Regions from separate parts of the Homo sapiens genome. Here region 2 is linked to region 1. The links are chromatin contacts, found by Hi-C or POLR2A ChIA-PET in ENCODE. All regions are on one chromosome and are shown on one strand. Each heading gives the region's core, a stretch centred on a gene start or an enhancer-like site at or near the end of the contact. The rest is flanking DNA. Distances are from core to core; before and after follow the strand shown. Region 1 has its middle 58 kb from the start of LINC01450. Region 2 overlaps LINC01449 (long intergenic non-protein coding RNA 1449).

Region 1 (2,799 bases), core at 179-2,678:
GTCAGGTACTGTTAGCTCCACACTCTATGCCTGTATCTCCCATCACAGGTTGGATGTTATTGGCACCTTCCTGCATTTGCCAGTGCTCTAGGGATACAGATGGAAATGTGTTAGTATAAATCAAAAATATTCATATTGTAAGAATCACTTTAATAGGTGCTTGTAAGGTGAAAATTCTGGTTTTAAATTAAATTTTATTTTATTTATTTATTTTTTTACAAAATAATATATTATTTGGAAGCGAGGTGAATAAATTTGTATGTGGACTATAGGGGCCTTTTAAAAACAAAGAAGCACAGGTCCCTGAACCTTGTGTTTTCAAAATCCAAAGTTGCTGCACTCCGCCAGGGTGGAAAGGTCCTAGTGAGAGGGAATAGCAAGGGTTCTGAAATAAAACCTCCATGGAGGTAGAGAGAGGCTGGGGGCCATGTGCACCTTCGTACTGAAGCAGGTCATCAGGGTGCTCAGATCTCACCTAGGTGAAGCAGGCGGCACTGGGAGACCAGGCTTAGTGTAGGCTGGAATACTCTTCACCTCGAAGAACTCCTGGAGCTAGGTCAGGACTCTAAACTTTCTCCAGTGGCAAAGAAGAGCCCAGTAAGCAAGAACAGCACAATCAGATGCCTCGGCTTTTCCCAGCTGTCATCTCCTGCAGAGGCCTTTGTCTGCTTCCAAAGCTACCAACCCCCGGGGGTGGTGGCTGTAACCTCCTGCTTTTCGTGGGCCTCAGCTCGAAAGTGAGGTTGCCCACTGCACTTTGAGAGGTTTGTGTGGGTGTGTGCATGTATGAGCATGCAAGGAAAGGCTCTAGACTGGAGCTGAGGACAATCTCACAATAGGGAGGTGGCAGTTCCAGCCATTTATTTAGAACATTAAAATTAAATATTGCCATCTTTTTCTCTCTACCCTGGAGAAGTTGCATATATCCATAACATGAATATAAATCGTAGTGAAGTCAGTTAAGTTGCAGATTCAAAAGAGACACCAGTGTTCCTATATTAACTCAGATGTGTTAGAAAGGAAAAAAATGTATCTTCCCGTATTTGTCACCCCCTGGATTGTTTCCATGGTTATCCAATGCTATGAGGAGAGACACTTGGTTTTTACTCCAGGGTTTAGAGGGGTGAGGAGTTCCTTAATGATTAAGCTTAGCATTCTTCCAAATCGGACTATGTCTTCTAGTGACCCCTTTTGGGCTTAGTAAAGTATTTGTCACCTATCCCAGAGTTTCTGTAAAATTGATCAGGAAAGAGGTGATGTTGTTTCACCTGGCTTCCCTGGTGGTAGGAGCACCAGCACTCCAAGTCCTAATTTCAGGAAACTCTTTGGCTCTTTGCCTGTGCTTTTTAAGACCTGGGTGCTTCTGAAGAGAACACCTTCCTTCTTCATTAGGTGGCTCTTGCAGTCTGCCTCATATTCACGCCTCAGGAGTCAGAGAGCTTGACTCATGGGGCAGGGTTCTTAGTCCTTGCCAAGGAGACAGAGACAGCAGCCTTGGGCAAAACTGACATCACATGCATACTTTAAAAGGAAGCAAAAAACACAAGGTTTCTTTACTGAGAGTGTAGAAATCAACAATGACTGTAGCTTCTCTTGAAAGAATCCACTGGTATATTTCACTTCATCCAAAATAGAGCAAAATTCAAGGAGAGGCCACATGAGCTTTGGGTTAGTAAATTGAAAGGTGCCCTTGACAGTTGCCTCGAGTTGGAGTTAGTAACTTTCTCATAATGGTGAGTGGAGTTTTACCTTGCAATAAGTGCCACACATAGCTGACTTGCCTTCAGACATATTTCTTTACAGGCCTCTATCTTTCCCCTCTTTGCCCCGGTGGTATTTCCTGCCCTTTGGCTGTTTTACACAGGCATGGGCAATACCAAGTAATTACTAATAGGAGATTTGCCCTCTGAGCTGTCTTGAAAGTGCCCAGCTCTTAGCTACTGGACAGACCCTTTGGTAGAAGGCCATTTTGTATGTGCTTCTGGGAAGATTAGAAAGCTGAGATGGGTGGAGAGGTAGACATCAAGGCCAGCGCTTTCAAGATTCAGTTGGAGCCTCTATAAAATAGAAATTGAGGGAGACTCCTTAGCCTATAAATGTGAAGAAAGAGGAGAAAGAGATGAGCAGTGTTTTGTCCTGGGTGTGCACCCTGTGGAGATTTTGTATAGGAACTTAGGCCCCTTGGTTCCCTACCTGGTTTTAAAAGCATTGCAGTTACTTGGCAAGTTACCATCAGAGAACATCATAGAATTGTCTGCTATTTATGTTGAAGATATTACATGCAGGAGACATTTATTCTGAAAAAATGCCTTTTGAGAATCAGAAAAAACAAGGGCATTTAGCAGTTTTGACAAGAATTCTAGCTCACATAGTGATTTTTGGCTTGGTCATTGATAATCATTAACCATGGTTTTGCACCATTTACCCATTCAGAGCACAAAGCTCTTAGGTAGAGAGTCAATAATCAACGTTGAAATTGAAACATGTTCTGTTACCTTAATTCAAGGAGACAGAAAATAATTTTCAGAATTTCTGGCTTGAGAATAAATTCACAGGCCCCTAAATCTTCTCTCCTCTAAGGAAAAAGCACTGACTGGTCAAGGTTCTTCTTGGGGACCACCAGATTCCCCAGGCCTGCAATTTTCTCTAGTCCATCAATATTGCCTACATCCTTGGCAAAAATATGGTATTTGGTGTTTCAGATCCCATTCTAAGTTATCTTCTCTGCTTTTCTAAATGAGTGCTTCTCATTCTTCTAGTCTTTATTTCTTTAGTGTCAGTTGAGTCATCCTGGAGGCC
Region 2 (2,799 bases), core at 189-2,688, 190 kb after region 1:
TGTGTACCCAATGTTTAACTCCCATTAATAAGTGAGAACACGCAGCATTTGGCTTTCTGTCTGTGTTTTAATTTGTAGCTCCATTTTTTTTTTTTTTGAGACAGAGTCTTCCTCTGTCACCCAGGCTGGAGTGCAGTGGTACAATCTTGGTTCACTGCAACATCTGTGTCCCAGGTTCAAGCAATTCTTCTGCCTCAGCCTCCTGAGTAGCTGGGATTACAGGCACACGCCACCACACCCAGCTAATTTTTGTATTTTTAGTAGAGATAGGGTTTCACCCTGTTGGTTAGGCTGGTCATGAACTCCTGACCTCAAGTGATCTGCCTGCCTTGGCCTCCCAAAGTGCTGGGCGTGAACCACCATGCCCAGCCATAGCTCCATTTCTTGAGCTAACACTGACTGTCTTTGTCCCACGCATCCTATCCTAAACCTCTTGCAGTCCTGCAGTGGTCTTTGGGACACAGTCACCTTCCATGTAGCAGACTGCCATACTCTTTCCTGATTTTCTGGATTGTGCTGGATGCTAATCCAGGGTCATGTCCTTGCGCTGATCCCTGCACTTCTTCATTGTTTTTTGCCCACTTGCATGGTGCCTCACTTTGAAGCCAGAGTTCTGTGGATGCCTTTCTGTTCTCAAGTCCCTTCTGTGAGATTTTGGCATCCTTTCTAACAAGCTGAGGAGTTTCTCAGCTCTGACTTTGGACTAAGAAGACCACAGCCTTGCTGTCACCTTGCCCTTTCCCCTACTCCAAGCGTTGGCACTATCCATCAAGAACTTGGGCTAAGAATGTCATTCCTACTCTTACCAGCAGTAGGAGTATCCTACTACCAGAGAAGAGTTGGATTTGGTGAGAGTATTTGGCTAAAACTTTGGCCCTTGAACTCAGGTCTGGATTTATCACTTACTAGATGGTGACCTGAATATCAGCTTCCTCACCTCAGAGATGGAGATAATAATAAGGCCTCTTCCAGAGGATTGTTGTGAGGATTAAATGTAATCATGCCTAGCCGACTTTTTGCACAGTATAGTAGGTGCTGAATAAATGTTGGGTATTTTATTTCCTTGTATCCTTTAAAAGAGCCTCGGTAACACTATCTGAAACCAAGGTTCAGGAAGGTTGAGTAACTTGTCCACAATCACAGTTACAAGGGATGGAAATGAGACCAGAAGCCCATGTTCCAACCACTTCCATATCCTGCCTCTTTGAAAATCAAGCCCCTGGCCAGTCTGAATTTCTGAGCAATGCTCTGCCCACCTGTTGGGCAGCTCCAGCTTGGATCCCCCCTGGTGTCAGGCGTCTGTCTGAATCGTGACGAGAACATGTTGATCCCTGTTGGACCTGTGCCTAGCCCACCCAGCAGAAACTTCCCCGCCAGCCTCTGCAGCAAGTACAGCTCTCTCAGCTCCCGTTCCAACCTACAGAGCAGAGCTGGTGCCAATGCTGCTCTCTGCCCCAGGCCTGTCTGGCTGCAGGTAGGCTGCTCTGACTCACCGGAGAATCCTGAGCTCTGACTCACTTTTTGTCTAATATCTTTTGCAGGGTCAACATGATAGCCACATATGGAAGGGGCGTGGAGAAGAAAGGATAGGGGAAAAAGAAGAAAGGTTGTTTTTACCATCAGCCCCGTGTTGAAGTCAACAGGAAATGGCCCAGTGTGGATCAACCACCATACTGTCCCGAGTAAAAGGGAATGATGATCTCTTCTGAGTGACTTAAGAGTTAATCAGGACCAGGTCGAGAGTTTATCACCCAGAGTTCCATGTTTGAATTTTGGAGAATTCCCTTTGTTTCATTTCAGCACATTCACTTCAGTGCCCGTGTCTATTTTAATAGCCTGGAATGCAATTCCCTTTGCCCATTATTCTCTTTCACTATGGGTTTTTCCGACCCTCGGGGTAGATTTATGCTTCTAGTTGAATGATTACTCAGTGAATGTTTGCCAAGGGATGTTCTGTTCCAAGAATGACACATCTCTTTGGGGATGACTCTTTACCTAACCAGGGTGGGTGGGAGGTCAGGGGAAGCCCCTACCCAGAAGAAAATAGTTTCTTTGTGTGCTTGAAGAAAAACACTCAGATGATGAACAGCCTGATTTGGGGGCTGTGTGTGGGTGAGCCACTCCAGTGAAGTCGTCCTCAACGCTCCCTCAGAAGGAGATTATGAATTTAATGAGCAGAAGAATTCTGACAAGCCTTAAAGCCAAAGGCAATTAGCAAAGGATGAATAACTTGAATTCTTTGCAGTTATGAAATAATTTCATCCTAATGAAATTACACATGCATATATCTTTAAAATATGTTTTATCTATATATCTACATGGCACAAAAGACTATAATGTAATCTTCTATGTGCATATACAAGCATTTCTTACTGTGCATTCAGTGACACACTAGTACTAGGAGATGGGACATGAAAGTAGAGTGCCATGGTCAAATCTAATTGGAAATGCTACATGCTAGAGCTCCAACATGTATGCACAAAGGCCATTGGGATATTGTCCTTGGATAATGGGGACATCCCCATTGGGATATAAATATTCTGAGAAATCTTACAGTAAGGATCTTGTTTATTGACTCTCACATTTCAAATATATTTGAACACACAATAATTTCCCTGCCCTAATACCTACTAATGTCCTCAAAGAATCAATGCTCTACAATGCACTTTGAGGAATGCTGTGATACTGTAATATGACAGTTTTTGCAGGGCAGACCAAAATGTTCTCTTCTTTGATGATGTCAATGCTGAAAATATTTTTGCCATTCATGTTTTGCCATTGCTTTAAAATACTATGTGA

Evidence for each region. Hi-C counts contacts between places; a loop is a spot of excess contacts on that map. ChIA-PET counts read pairs that join two places held with the same protein, here RNA polymerase II (POLR2A). Pooled maps may share reads with other maps.
Region 2: a loop to region 1 is called in a map of mammary epithelial cell, with 6 times the contacts of the local background. The contact joins two enhancer-like sites. A Hi-C loop is called at or near these places in 2 of 168 maps with a recorded cell type or tissue (PC-9 and mammary epithelial cell) and 2 of 50 pooled maps. POLR2A ChIA-PET finds 5 or more read pairs at or near these places in 2 of 52 experiments (H1 and MCF 10A).

What each region holds. Positions count from the first base shown.
Region 1 is chr7:40,921,028-40,923,826 of GRCh38, forward strand. It overlaps a transcript of SUGCT not described here. Among named protein-coding and RNA genes, the nearest start is that of LINC01450, 58 kb to the right of the region's middle. Within about 2 kb of position 1,429, at least 2 of the 41 ENCODE cell types and tissues checked have a DNase peak (open chromatin) inside an H3K27ac peak, as active enhancers do; they include PC-9 and mammary epithelial cell, where a contact is called at or near this core.
Region 2 is chr7:41,106,318-41,109,116 of GRCh38, forward strand. It overlaps LINC01449 (long intergenic non-protein coding RNA 1449), which reads left to right. Exons shown (of 6, transcript NR_110832.1): 2 at 1,542-1,606. It overlaps LOC105375241 (a long non-coding RNA gene), which reads right to left. Exons shown (of 4, transcript XR_927190.1): 4 at 2,551-2,799. Among named protein-coding and RNA genes, the nearest start is that of LINC01449, 6.1 kb to the left of the region's middle. RefSeq lists an enhancer at 993-2,192. Within about 2 kb of position 1,439, at least 4 of the 41 ENCODE cell types and tissues checked have a DNase peak (open chromatin) inside an H3K27ac peak, as active enhancers do; they include PC-9 and mammary epithelial cell, where a contact is called at or near this core.